3 separate regions of the Homo sapiens genome follow, and regions 2 and 3 are each linked to region 1. A link is a loop called in an ENCODE intact Hi-C map of the cell type or tissue named here. Cell type or tissue: heart left ventricle. All regions are shown on one strand.

Region 1 (5,000 bases):
GGGCACCAACATTCACCCAATTGCTCAACCAGAAAACTAGGAGTCATTCTTGACTTCTTGTGTCCTGAGCTCTGACACTTACTACTTCACTGAGCACTATACATTTATCTCAAAAATCTACTTCACTGAACACTACACATTTATCTCTAAAATGTGCTTCAGATTTGTCCACTTCTGTCCGATTCAATCACTGACTCCCCCATCCGGACATCATCATCTCCCCCTTGGTCTTCTGCAACAGCCTTGCCTCCCCGCAGTAATGTTCTTCATATGTTGTAATTGTAAGCATGATCTTCTGAAAATGGTCATCTGATCATGTCCCACCCCCGTTGAAGACATCCAGTGGTTTTGCACTGCGCATAAAATAAAATTCAAATTTTTTAATGTATTCTGTAGAGCCCTGTGGAATCCACAGGTGGGACTGGATGGAGAAAGTAGTACTTTTATGTTTTCCATGAGGTGAATTTTGATACAGATAAAGACTCTGAGGTTTTGGGAGGAACATGGTTTTGGATTTGAATTATTGTTCCAGAGTGGTTGCTGCTGCAGGTATTAAAAATGGGAATCCAGTCAGTTGGTTCTTTTTCTTTTCTCCAGTTGACCTGTGAATTTTGAGGATCAATTTTATTCAAAAATATCTTTAAAAAAATAAGGATGACTTCTGTGGGCCTATGATCATAAGCTACAGCTCAGCTGTTGTGTTTTGTTTTGTTGTGTTTTTCTAGAGGATTTCAACAAGCTGTGCTCTGTTCCTATGGTAATTCCTGGGAGACCAGAATATCCTCCCCCACCCCTTGGCCCCATTCCTCCAGTTCTCCCTGTTCCTCCTGGCTTTCCTCCTGGACCTCAAATTCCGGTCCCTCGACCACCAGTGGAATATCTGTATCCATCTCGGGAGCCACCAAGTAAGAATTCAAAAATCATCTAGTTATTTTTCTTGCATTGTTCAAGTTAACATTTTTTTATTATTTATTTATGCTACTTTAGTCATTAAATAAGTTTGTAAATTGTTATATTAATTTTTGGTTTACATAATGTTATCTATATCTATATCATATGTATGTCTCAATTTTCCTATTGCATAGAGAAAAACGGGAGGCTTCCTATTCTCCAGAGATTAATGTCCTTTTGTTATTGGTGTTTTCAGGCAACTATGGGAGAGTTATGGGCGATAGTTAAATCTGATTCACAGAAAGGATTAATAGAGGAGGTATAATATTAGACTTTAGGTTACAGAGCTTGCAAGGCAGTTTTATAAGTAGTTCAATACCAATATCTCTCTGCCTTTGTTATTTCTGCAAACTAGAGGTTTGAGAGTGAGGTGGTGAAGAGGGCAGAGAAAAGCAGGCTGCAGCTGGGTTGTGAGCTCCCCAGTGCTCACAGTGCAATGTGATCTCTGTTGGCAGGGTGGAAATATGCTCTGTTGTCACCAGACGACCTTTGCCCAAAGAGTATCCTCTTTCCTTTCTGATTCAACATCTTGTTCATTATTGTCAGATTAAGTACTGATGAAAGATACCATAGTTAAAATAATTTTAATGGGGCTTAATGTTCTTCTAGGGGTGCTGCCAGTAAACGTTACTGATTACTGCCAGTTGGTCCGCTATCTCTGTCAAAATGGACGCTGCATTCCAACTCCTGGGAGTTACCGGTGTGAGTGCAACAAAGGGTTCCAGCTGGACCTCCGTGGGGAGTGTATTGGTACGTGATCCATCCTAGGTTGGCACCAAGGGTCTGTTGTAATTCTGTTCCTTGACTCTACTGGTTTTCTATTGCTGCTGTAACAACTTACCCCAAACTTGGTGGCTTAATACAATACAAATTTAAATTATCTTTCAGCTCTGTAGGTTAGTAGTCCAACAGAAGTCTTACTGGGCTAACATCCAGGTGTTGGGAGGGCTGTCTTCCTTTTGGTGGCTCTTGGGAGGAATCCATCTCTTTGCCTTTTTCAGCTACTAGCAGCTGCCTGTGTCCTTAGCTCATGACCCCTTCCTCCATTTTCAAAGCCAGCAGTGTTGCATCTTCAAATCTCTTTGTCTCTCTCTGGCTCTCTCTTGCAATTCCCTCTTCCACATTTAAGGATATTTGTGACTGCATTTGGCCACCTGTATAATCCAGGAGACTCTCCATCTCAAGATCACTGATTAGCTACCTTAATTCCATCTACAACTTTAATTCTCCTTTGCTAGCTAAACATATCCATAGGTTCTGGGAATTAAGACATGAGCATATTTGGGAGGTCATTATTCTGCCTATTAAAGTTACTTTTAACTTTCATTGTAAAAGATACTCAAATCATTTCTGGTAACTCCAATTTAAGACACCCTACCAAAAGCCCTACCATTAAAAGAAAGCGTTAAAAATATCCCCAAATTATGGAATTTTGCACATTATACTAGTCTAAATGTGTAGCTTACCAACTCTCTTAGACTAGTTATTTTAAATGGAAGAAAGAAAGTTTAAATTGCTGATGAGGCATTTAAGCTGGTGAAGGGAGGAAATGTAATGAAAGAATAATCAATTTTTGGATTGGATAAGAACACTCAGCTCCTATCAACTTGTTTTTAAAATAAGTTCACCTCTTAGTTCTGTTATGAATTCTACTTTTATAATTATAAATTTATGATTTGTCAGAAATGATGAGTTCTTACTTTCCCAAACTATTTAATTTCCTGATGATATGAACACCCCTTCTAGAGGTCATCCAGAGCTGAGTAGAAGTGGGAACATCTAACTCAGGGTTGCGGAATGTGAGGTCAAATCTGTATCTGGCACTAAGAAGCATGTGGACAAGTGGGTTATCTTTGCTAAATTTTAGCTTCCTCTTGTTTACAAGTAGGGTCATATAAACCAGTTTATCTCTAAATGTACTGATAATTCTAAGTGACTGTAAAACTAGTGTGAGCCTGTGTATTGAACACATCTGGGGATGGGGGAGACTCTGTGGTGATTGAGAACTGCCCTTTAAACAACAGTTGCTTCATGTTTTGTTCTAACATTTTAGTGGAACTCAGCAGGGAATGCTTGGATATGGTTAGACCTTCTTTTTATTGGAAAAAAACAGAGCTTCAAGAGATACTCGGAATCCTATCCAGAAGCCACTTCTGAAATGTTAGTCTGTTTGGTCCTCTTAGATCAGACTCAAGGAAGAAAAAATGTTTATTAGATCAGATTGTTGAGTTGCTACATGTTTGGAATTTTTCTCTGCAAAATGACACATGAAAATAATACACTTTAACTGCTCAACCAGTCTTCAAATGGCTAATGACATATTGTAGTGGAAAGAAAAAAGATCCTTTTATTATGTTATTTATTTCTCAAAAGGAAAATGTTTTATATGTATAAAAGGAACCCAGAAAGTCTTAGAATTATGAGGTATTGCTATGTAATTTTGCACTAAAATACATTGTGCTTTGCAGATGTTGATGAATGTGAGAAAAACCCCTGTGCTGGTGGTGAGTGTATTAACAACCAGGGTTCGTACACCTGTCAGTGCCGAGCTGGATATCAGAGCACACTCACGCGGACAGAATGCCGAGGTATGGTCCTGGCTCCTGACGTGGAATGTGGGACATATATGCTAACTGGGGGTTGGCTTCAAAGGAGTTCCATGGAGTTTAAATAACCCATGCCGGAAGAGACTAATACAGTCCCGTGGCTTTTTTGAACTTAGTTCCACCTATTGTCATTCTGAAAGACAGTGTCATAAAATCTGGCAAGCATTGAAGTTATTTTATAAGATGCGTCTATGCCTGAAGGAAAATCTTATTTTCAGTATTGTTGTCTCGTCACTATTATTGCCTCTTAAGTTTTCATCTGAGAAGTAGAGAGTGGAATTGTCCTTTATGACACAGCAACTGAGGAAAATTTCAGTTGAAATTATGTGCAATTAATTTCTTAATGGAAAGTTCTAAAAGATAGGGATGTCACTCTAAGCCCTTGCTGCTTTTTAGTGTGGTCAGCAACAGCATCTCCTAGAGCTGCTTGGAAAGGCAGAATCTCAGGTTCCACCACAGACATACTATTGCAGAATCTATATTTTAACAAGATCCCCCAGCAATCTGTATGTACATTGAAGTTTGAGAAGCACTGCTATAAATGTCCCCTCATAAAAAATTTCCCATCAGGTTTATTAACTAATTTATTAAGCCACCCAATATGCCTTTTATTAAATGACTCTTATGTACTGAGTTTCTAAAACAGAAATAAATAAGATACAATGATCACTGTCAGGGAGCCCAAACATCTATCTCCATCTCTATCTCTAAATTAAGCACAAAATGAACTGTATCATTAATTCAGTAAAGACAGAAAAAAAAAACAGGCAAATACTCTGTTAAAGTTAAATAAAAGGGCCCATCAATGATAGACTGGATAAAGAAAATGTAGTACATGTACACCATGGAATATTATGCAGCCATAAAAAAGAATGAGATCATGTCCGTTGCAGGGACATGGATGGAGCCGGAGGTCATTATAATTAGTAAACTAACATAGGAACAGAAAACCAAATACTGCATGTTCTCACTTTTAAGTGGGAGCTAAATGGTGACACATGGACACATAGAAGGGACCAACACACACCGGGGCCTATTGGAGGGTGGAGGGTTGGAGGAGGGAGAGGATCAGGAAAAATAACCAATGGGTAGTAGGCTTAATACCTGGGTAATGAAATAATCTGTACAACAAACCCCCATGACAGAAGTTTACCTATTTAACAAACCTGCACATGTATCCCTAAACTTAAAAGTTTTTTAAAAGTTAAGTAAAAGATAGCGAGGTTTATATCACTTTAGAAAATTGGTAGCCATTGACAAGAGTTAATCTTATTTGCCTCTTTTAGCAAAAGCTCTTCATGAGTTGAAGACATATAGAAGTTTTAATTTTTATCAGTGAACTGGCTTCAAAATTTATGAATTTTGTTCTCACGTAGAGATTTCTTGCCACCAGTGTATTTTAGTGCACTACATATAAATGACCATTTTAAGCAGAAAAAAACT
Region 2 (5,000 bases), 120 kb before region 1:
AAATTCAGTGAAAGGGGTGAAGAAAGAAGAGACTCAGGTGGTTCCAGAGTTAATGCAGACAGTACTTGACTAGTTGGTTGTGAAAGACAAAGGCGAGGAGGACCTAGAATGCTCCCACCTCCATATATATTCAAACTTACCATACACGAAGTCATTGTAGCACCATAAAGAGAAAATAAAGGGAAACGAGATCAGGCCTAGGCCCTCTACTACCATGAAACAAAGTATTTTCATTTGTGAGTGTTTGAGTTATTTTATTGCTACGTAACAAATTGCCCCAGACTTCGTGGCTTAAAACAACAATTTTATTCTTTCTCATGATTCTGTGGCTCAGGAATTTAGACAGGACACAGTGGGGAATCTTGTCTCTGCGCCCCACAATGTCAGTTGGGCTGGAACAGGCAGTATGACTTCTTCACATATGCATCTGGTTCTGTGACCAGGCACTGGCGCCTGCAGCCCTGTTTACTTGGGTGTGGTTTATCTAAATGGACCCACTGAGGAGGGGAATAAAGGAAGCAAAGAGCCACTTGTCTGGCTCTGCTGGGGGCCTTCCAAGTTTTAAAGCTGTCTCTCATGCAGTCTCCTGCCTGAACCTGCCCCCGGGATGGAGCCATTGAATGTGTTTTTTTTCAAATGGGGAGACTGAGCCCCAGATGCAGCGACTAGGCCTTGCTCAGAGTGAGTGTCTGTTGGGGCTGGATCTTGAACAACAGCCTCCTGACCCTGGTCACATGTGTTAATCCCACATATTGACCGTAGGCTAACTCGAAGGGCTGGGGGCTGGCTGGCTGGGGTCACATGGACTCATATGTCCTCGACATTGCCTGGCTTCCTTGATTCTCCTTTATATAGTCTCAGGTTGTCCCCTTTCTATACGTGGCCTCTCTACATGGTCTTTAGAGCAGCATAGCCAGACTTTTTCCATGGCAGTTCAGGATCTCTCAAGAGCACAAAAGTGGGAACTACCAGACTTTCTTCAAACTTAGCCTGGAATCGCATGACCTGGAATTCCATCCAAGTCATAGGCCTCATCCAGATTGAAGGGCATGGACTATTAAGACCTACCTTTGGATGTGAGGAGCATCATGTGTCTGCTGGGAGGGGAGAAAGTGGAGCCATCTTTGGAGACCAGCTACCACTGTGAGGCAATAGATCTTTGAGAAGGCTAATCAGATACTTTAAGTTTTAATTCTAACTTGATCAAGTTCAGTTGGCTTAGTTCTCTACTGAGGATGCCTCATTGTATTTTGCTGCTGTAACTTCAGAATGAAAAAGCTCCATAAATATTGTGTTTGCATGTTCTGTTAGATTCATGTTAGGGCATTGATCTTAGTTTGTCCACAGTTCTGCATTTAAAGAACTCACAACTGTCAGGAATAAAATGAAAGTTCCTAATGAAGCAGTATGTTTTGTTTTATTCAAATATGAGAATTTCAAAACATCTAACCATTTTCCATTTGCTTTTAAGAAAATCAGCTTTTAAGATTATACATGAAATAAATTTAATGGGCAATCACTCTAATTTATTAACTTTGGTATGTTTTAACTTTCTTCTGTATGGAATTTTATTTTCAATTTCTATTTATAGCCTCAAATGTATGTATCTGTTGGTGTAATCCACCTCAATTTTTTAAATTAGGGGTTATACTAATAAGTAAAAATAGGTTGCAGTTGCTAATAGAATTGGTGTTGTAATGAGCTGAACTGTACTATTTTTCTTATAAATGGAGTAGCCACATTATCAATAGAATAAAATTGGATTAGGAATATAGTCAAGTTTGCATTGTGGGTGTCTTATACTATATCAAATCCTAGATTTAAATTTCTTGTGACTACCACTTTTTCAACTTAAGTGACTTTTTTTTGGTTGAAGTTATCACTGACTCTATTTATTCAGCTCCCTCAGAGCGGAAGAGAGAAAGCAAAAATCCCTATCTCCACCATTCCCAGCCGGAGATGTATTCCAGACAGCAAGCAGGCTCAGAGTGGGAGAACTGCTCCATTAAACAAGTGGTTTAGTTCAACATTTTGAAGGATTATGAATTCCTAGACCATCAGTCATACTTACATTCAAATATAAGTATCCAAACACATCTAAGTCCAAATATAGTACAACCATTTTATGATGTTGGTGTTGGGAGACAGGATTTATGTCTGCCCTAAAGACACATTGTCTGCTGTCAAGTTTCATGGTTTTGAACTGAAGTATGGTAATATCTTTATTAATAAAGACAATGTATTCCAGAGGCAGGGTTTCATTTTGTGTGTGTGTGTGTGTGTGTGTGTGTGTGTGTGTGTGTGTGTGTGGTTTTTTTTTTTTTTTTTTGGTTTCTTCTTCTTCCTTTTCCGGTTCTGTTTCTCCTTCTTTGTTGCCATCTTTTCCTTTTCTTCTTTTTCTTCATCATCATTGTTTCATCTTCTTTTTGTAAGTAATTTCATAAGCTGTGCTGCAAATAAAATAGGGAGGATAGGAATATCAAATGAGAGTTAAAACCTTAAGAAAAGTAAACAAGGTCTAAGTAAAATACAAAATTTTTACCTGGGAACATTGGGGTGTTCAAAAAGCAAAACAGGGTTAAGGTTTTTGTTAGGGGAAGGAAGGAGAAAGCCTGAGGGAAGCAGGAGGAGAGAGCTGGGAGAAGGTTCTGGAGTGAAAGTCTTGCCAGCCAGTGGACCTAGGCTGGACAGAGCAGATGCTGGGTTTTGAAAGAGATTGATGACAACCCCTTCACTCCCGGCAGCATTGGGACCAGGCGACCTGTGGCCTTAATCAGCCTCTTTTAGGGGACAGAGAGCTTATGGAGGAGAGTCAGGACATAAAAGAAAGACACTTGGATGCCAGAAAAGATTCGTATGAAAACATTTAGAGGAATGCAGTGGAAAAGCAGGTTAATCCATTGTCTGGTATGCACCTGTGTATATGGTACTATGTAAAGTTTGATGCATCCTGCTTCTTGTAACTAATGGTTTATTGTGTATCATTTCCCCTGTTCATTCAGTGCTAATTTGTAAGATTGTGTAATCAGACCCTAATAGGTTTGGGCCTTTGATGAATAACTTTTAAAGGACCTTCTTATTTTTAAATGCTTTTATTTTTGCCATTGAAATTATGGCTTATATCTTCTTCCATAGCCAGACCATCCATCTTTAGAAAAATTCATATTATAAATTAGTTATAGTAGGACAGATTTTAGAAATGTATAAATACTGAAACTGAGGCCCAGAGAAGGTCCAGGAACAAGTGCTCAAGGTGCTTATTTTCCTCTCCGGTTCGTAGGTGTGGAAGCTGAGTCACGTGGTAGCGAGAGCTGACCTAAGAGGCGCGTTGTTGGGTAATAGATTGGGCCTCTTTGTGTTCACACCCTCAAGAGGTGGACTGGTATCTGCAAGTTCTCTGCTATACTTGAAATAACCAAACCTTATCAATCCTGTGGGCATGGGTGTTTTCTTTCTCTCATTTATTTGATCTTAGGCAGTGTGATTACTCTCTCAGCGGTCAGCCCTGAAGGGGTGATACTGTAGCAGAGTTTTAGATCCTCAGTACTACCCTGCTCTCAGTGGGAACCTCCACATTAGAAAGGATTGGGTGGGATGGGACTTTTTGAGGGAGGTAGTTGTCAATGAGGGTATCAGTCAGGTGGTTGGAAAAAGAGAAATAGTCTTCTCCGGGAATCGGAAGCATGACTCCTCCCCGCAACCCTCCACCACACACATACTCACACTTCTAATTGGCAGTCAAAGAGTCAAATGACCTGGGATCAACTAAGGCAGTTCTGGGTCTGTGATTAAGCTTGGTTTCTTGTTGTGTAACTTGCTGGCTCAGTTATCCAAACTATACATTAAGAGTTTATGTAATAAACATGCTAAAGAAAGAAAAAAATTCTTAAATTCTTGTGTTTTCCTCCATATCATCTCACCTAGTAATACTGTAAAACATCTGCCTACTCCAAGTGACAACTATGTTATGAGCATTAGCTGCGTTTGAATAGGACCCAATGCTTCATTTTCAGAATGAACACCCTGTCTTGGGCTTGTTGATATTATTATCTTTTTTTCCAATGATTCTAGGCAGAACTGCCATTTGGAATATCTTTCTCTCCCTTTCTGATGGGGTTAATGTCTGAGGAGATGTAGGCAAATGCTTTTCAGTGAAGGACTTGATGTGCAGCCTTTAAGTAGACAAATAGTTTTTTAATCTTTCATGGACTGCTGGTGCTTCACACCCCAGAGTTGAGGCCACTGACCTCAAGTTTGCAAATTTTATATCCCATTACCACCCTGTGAGCTCTGTGCTCCCCAGGGTCACATAGTCGGTGTTTTAGCTGGAATCTGAGAAAGTGCCTGAACATTTCCTGAAGAGTTGGCTAGGAATGTTTGGCAGTTTGGTCATAAAAACCCAGAGCTAGTGGCTGGGGTATATGTTATAATTACCTCACACTATTTCCTATTTGAGCCTGGCTGTGGGTAGTGGGGTATACTGGTATTGATTGTGGGACCATATTTTAAAGGACCAAGGAGTCATTTTCAATGATCACTAATAACCTTTGGCCACACTTTCAGGGAGGTTTGGAAGTGTGGAAATAGACATGCTTTGGGTCAAACCCTGGCTCCACCACCTTCTAGGAGGAAACCTCAGACGAGTGATTTGACCTCTCTGGGCCTCAGTTTCTTCACTTGTAAATGCGATTAAATTACTCATCTTTCTGTGTTGTCCTAAGATTTAATGGGATGGTACATTTCAAGTTCTTAGTACTATGCCTGACATGTTTAGCTATGATGATGAGAATGATTATAATGCTGTTACAGATAAGGAAAATGAGGCAGAGAGTCATCCAAAGAGGCTGTTTTTTATGGCTAAAGCAAAAATCTAGATAATCATACCTATCTGGATACCACAGTCTCCACTTTCTCATCATAGAAATGATTATATTAAGAAACAGGAGGCAAACCTGAATTTTAAAATGTTCAAAAGTGTAATTTTAATGGACTTACTATAT
Region 3 (5,000 bases), 290 kb before region 1:
AATTGCTGCAAGGGAAAAAGTGAGATGAGAGGCTAGAGAGGTTCAAATTTTAGTAACAAACTTCGGAACTGTTCACAAATCTTCAGCTGTATGTATACTTTGTCACTACAAGTTAAAGTAATAAATTGGGTGGTCAAACCCAAGCTTGAATGCATATCTAGAAGGTTTTTTTTAACTGTCTCAGTCTTCCTGACCCAGCAATAGCCAAATGGTTCACAGCCTTAAGAGATTAAAGAAAAAAAGCTGTTTTATCCTGTCTACCTGGTTGGTAGCTTTGGGACTGTGGCTTTGGGATTGTGGCTAGGTTATAACTGTTAGCAGTGGGCTAATGCATATTGCTTTCTCTACTTAGTGAATCACTTTGTGTTCAAGTTGCTGATGTGGGAGGAATGCCTTTATCCCTGATGATGTGCTATAAGGCTTACCAGGCATACCACATCTGACTCATAGTCTACCCTGCTAAGGGTTTGTGAGAGCCTGTCTTGGTACATGGTTGGATAGTCCTGATTTTCACTGCCTGGGATGAAAGGCTAGTTGCTAATACAGCATGTTTTTCCAAGCTGTGTTTAATTTTGTTGTTTTGGTGCCAGTTGGGATTTTGTCCACATGGGCCCATATCCCAATGAATACACCATTCCAACCTTCATGCCATCCTAATGAGCAGCTTTACAATTATGATTTTGCTTTTTCCATTTCTATTCTCTCCATTGTTTGTATTGAAGGTCAAAGGGAGAAAGTGCCTTTAACATTCAGAAAAAGGAAAGGATTTAGTAAATACTTTATTCAATATTTAGAGGATATTTAGACCAGTGGATCTCAAGCCAGAGACCATCACAAATATACCCATATTTTGGGAAAAAAAAAAGCAAGAATTTTTTAGAAACGTCCTATAATGTATTTCTAAAGTGCTACAACTCTTAATGGTACATTAGTAAAAGTTGGCCCACTGTGAGTCAAGGCATAAAGGCATAGTAGAGAGGTACATAAACCACAGCTTCTCACAGTGTTTCAACTGAAACTCTCATCTCTTAAAAATAGTCGACAGAGCAGATTAGGGTGTAGATCAGTGAGAGTGATGACATCATAGAGATATGTATCGTCAGTTAATATCAATTAATTGTCACACATTACTTATGTTTCTCCTAACTAACTGGAGGGCATTATTTTCTGATTGTACCACTTGAGAGCTGCTGGTAATACTTGTCCTTCTTGCTAAGAAGGAGATATCATCCAAAGCAAACTTTTCTTTATAAAGCTGTCCCAGAAAATAATTCAGAAGCTCTTGTATTAACTCACTCATAATGTAACAATATGACTTTGCAAAAATGCTTTTCACCTAAGTCTCTATACTTGTGATTGCACAGTTGGATATTACAGAGATATAGTTCTTTTTTTTTTTTTTTGAGATGGAGTCTCGCTCTGTTGCCCATGCTGGAGTGCAATCACGGGATCTTGGCTGACGCTGCCTCCCGGGTTCAAGCGATTCTCCTGCCTCAGCCTCCCAAGTAGCTGGGATTAGAGGCATGCACCACCATGCCTGGCTAATTTTTTTTGTATTTTTAGTAGAGACAGGGTTTTGCCATGTTGGCCAGGCTGGTCTTGAACTCCTGACTTCAGGTGATCCAACTGCCTCGGCCTCCCAAAGTGCTGTGATTACAGGTGTGAGCCACTGCACCCAGCCCCAGATAAAGGTCTTTTTGTAATAGGCATGCTTGTTATAAGCCTCTCAGTTGTTGGTAAAGCCACAGCTTAAACAAGATTGCCATTTTGGACTCTCACAGTCAGCTGGAGTAGACATGTACTTTCTGCAGTGTCACCAGAAGTAGCTCTGTGATTGTTGTTGGTTCCAGATAGTAAAATTATCTATTTATGTGTGTATATATTCTGGAGCTGGTGATTTGGGGCAGAAATACTTGGTAATCTATGATATCAAGATAATATTTGCTGATGATGGATCATTTAGTGTTGACGGGTCATTTAGTGATGACATATTTGAAAATGATCTTGAGTAGAAAGGTAGATGGTTTAGGTAGCAGGTGGCAGATAGAAACTTGCACTTGGCAATACTGACTTGGTTTTTATAGTGGTACTTCTCTAATAGAATAATAAAGCTCCATTGAGCTCAGCATCATGTATTTTAGAGGCAAGGTTTCCATTGCATAGCCTTTCTTCCACTTTTTAACTGCCTTGTTTGATGTAATTGCGGAAGCATTTTGATATTTTGTTTCCACTAGAGGGAGTTGTAAAGCTAGTATTTGTTTACATTTAGCGTGTATCCATGAAAGCATTATTTAATAATTCATATTTGAAAATATCAGAATCTTTTTAGAAGCGTACTAAGAGGTCACCTGTTCAAAGGGAATATGACCGTTAGGTATTCCATTTGCTACCCTTTCTCTTGGGAGAAGATTATTGTATGGTTTGTAACTTGAGGCCTCTTGCCTTCATGAATATTGAGGATTATAGGCTCTGAAGATAATCTGTTTAGTTAATTTAAGTTGAAAATCCTAACAAAAGGTTTACATGTTCTCTGTTTTACATTTGCCCCTGAATGTAGGCTTTTGTATGTTCTACATGGGTTATTGCAAAGTGTTTTGTTAACAAAGTTCTTTGAGTAAAATGCTCTCTTTTTTTTTCTTTTTAAGAAAGAAACATGAAGTAGAAAAGGAGGGGAGTTTATAGAATGATTCTGAATTTATTTCAACTGAAGCCTTAGAGTGGCAAATTATCTTTCTTACAGGGAAGGTATCTGTTAAATTTTTAAACTCGGTTAATACACAGTAATATCCTGTTGAGATTGCTGCTTGCTGCCAAAAAGCAGTCTGATGAATTTTAAATTAATGAGTGGTATTAAATCTTATCACTTATAAGGATTGTTATTTCTGTTCTTGAATCTGTATTTGGAAGTTTGATAGATCTTTAATGAGGAAAATTTATAGTTTCTAAATTTCTGTATTTGGTAACATGCATATCTAGATACGGCAATTTTGTGTTTTATTGCACAAGGTTAGTGACCAAAGGGCAATTTGACAATGTATATGAGGAGGGCACACTTTGATCCTGGGAAATGGAAACACTGGAGGTGGAATTTTGTTCCTGAATGGCCTTATTTAGGAGGACTTCATTTAGCTTTTCTCTGCCCTGAAACTTACAGAAGCCAGGGAATATGACCCAGCTATGCCAAAGAACTTGATGGATAAATTTTTTGAAGATCAATTTTAAAATGTTAGCATATATGTAAAATATCTTGCAAGACTCTGAATACTATAGGGATGATTTTGCTAGTTGATGTTTATGTATGTATCCAGAAGCATTTTGATTAGCTGATTGCTTATACTCAAATTAATTTTTCTCTGTGGATGCCAATTTTGTGGTGTCACAAAGCTACAATAACTGCTGAATTATTATGTAGTTTTTTGTTTTTGTGCGGGGAAAACAATGTACTCTTCAGATGTCCCTGTCAAGGCGCCCCTGAATTTTAAGGCTATGTACTTGAACCTTACTGAAGGTTTACAAGAAAATATTCTTTCTGTTCAGGAGTCTTTACTTAATGTAAGTATAAAAGATTTGTTTTATTTTTCCTTGTGTAACATGTGGGGGTAGTCTTTTTCCTTAAAGCAGTGATGCATAATTCTAGACAACAAGTGGTGCTACTTTTAAAAGACCTCATAGATGCAACTTTTTTCTCTAGTGCATTTGTGTCTTTGTAGAATTGCTTTGCTACCTTTCATTTGAGGCATGTCTTGTACAAATATGTTGATGTGTTCTGTTTTGTTTTTCATGTTGTGTCTTTTGTATTTCTTGTTTTTTATATCTCTCAGTCAACTCTGATATGGCTAATTCTCAAAATGATTTTTCAAGTACCTTGCATGTGGAGATGAGCATTTAATGAGGGTCTTGTGTGTTAATGTTAGCGTTAAAAGATTTAAAGATGAAGATAACTTTTCATTGAAGAAAATATCTTTCTCTTGTTGCATCTTTAGATGACAAATGGATTGAGAAACCCTTTAAAAAAAACCCATCCAGTGAATATGAGAAATAAATATAGAGTGAGGAAGTATTCCCACCCACCTCCAACATACTCTGTTCCCATTCCCAAATTTTATTTCACCAAAGCTCAGTTAAGAATTTGGGGCATTCCTTTCAGACCTTCCATAAAATATATTTATTTAACTTTTACTATACATATTTTGTTTAAGAAACTTTTTTTTTTGGTAATTCTTAATATAATACTCAGATATGTTTTATGGACACATTCCATTTCTTTTGTACTAATGACAGGTAAAGTGGAAAAAAAATGCTATAGACCAGGGAGCATCTCATTTTTTTTTTCCTGAAAGGTTTTACAAAGTATTTAAAGTCTTTAAAATCCACTTGCACAATGTTATGGGGTTTGATTTATGTCCTTTGGAGGGATTTAATCAAGCTGTCAATTAAACTGGTGCTTAGTTTCTTAAAGAGAAGTAATTAGAAACAGTTTCCCTAAAAAGTATTTAGTAACATAATATTTGATCTTCTAATTGTTACATAATTTAAGAAATACATTATATTGGGATTTTTAGGGTAATATTATTATATTGGGTTTTGAAGAAAGACAATAGCAGACAGTTATTGAAATCCTAAATGTTATTGAATTATGTCTAACAGACTAGCTTATTTACTCATCTTTTTATCACATTTGAAATTTGAATGAATTAATTTTGTCTATCTAGTTTATATAATAAGCAGAATGCTAAAACTGATTTTTTTCTAGAAAATAATAGGAGAGAGAAATCAAACATTTAATGTCAGATGTAGTGTCATGCTTTTGCATGTGCTATCTATAGAAAACAGTCTTCCAACTCTTCTTTTACTCAGATGTTGTATGAGAGCAGGGTATTATGTATCTTTTCATCTTTGGAATTAGATGGCTCTCTACTAATTAGTGACTCCCACGGGTTTCTACATTATCAGAGCATTTAAGAGCTTCTAGGCCACCTGCTGCTGCTGCTGTTCTCATC

Evidence for each region. Hi-C counts contacts between places; a loop is a spot of excess contacts. Peaks named below come from ENCODE experiments on the same cell type or tissue, not always from the same donor. Only the 100,000 strongest peaks of a DNase experiment are listed, where the experiment ranks them.
Region 2: a loop joins it to region 1, with 2.0 times the contacts of the local background. A loop is called at or near these places in 39 of 110 quality-filtered maps.
Region 3: it touches region 1 in a loop (2.9-fold over the local background); 3 of 110 quality-filtered maps call a loop at or near these places.

Annotation. Positions count from the first base shown.
Region 1 is chr15:48,512,088-48,517,087 of GRCh38, reverse strand. It overlaps FBN1 (fibrillin 1), which reads left to right. Exons shown (of 66, transcript NM_000138.5): 11 at 726-905; 12 at 1,561-1,701; 13 at 3,420-3,539. Among named protein-coding and RNA genes, the nearest start is that of FBN1, 130 kb to the left of the region's middle. In heart left ventricle, no CTCF peak of the experiment used is centred here; no DNase peak of the experiment used is centred here; H3K27ac peaks cover 223 bases.
Region 2 is chr15:48,632,168-48,637,167 of GRCh38, reverse strand. All of the region lies in intron 2 of FBN1 (fibrillin 1), which reads left to right. Among named protein-coding and RNA genes, the nearest start is that of FBN1, 11 kb to the left of the region's middle. In heart left ventricle, no CTCF peak of the experiment used is centred here; no DNase peak of the experiment used is centred here; H3K27ac peaks cover 402 bases.
Region 3 is chr15:48,798,493-48,803,492 of GRCh38, reverse strand. All of the region lies in intron 2 of CEP152 (centrosomal protein 152), which reads left to right. Among named protein-coding and RNA genes, the nearest start is that of CEP152, 10 kb to the left of the region's middle. RefSeq lists an enhancer at 4,725-5,000. In heart left ventricle, a CTCF peak has its summit at 2,232 (motif pointing right); no DNase peak of the experiment used is centred here; H3K4me3 peaks cover 451 bases; H3K27ac peaks cover 427 bases.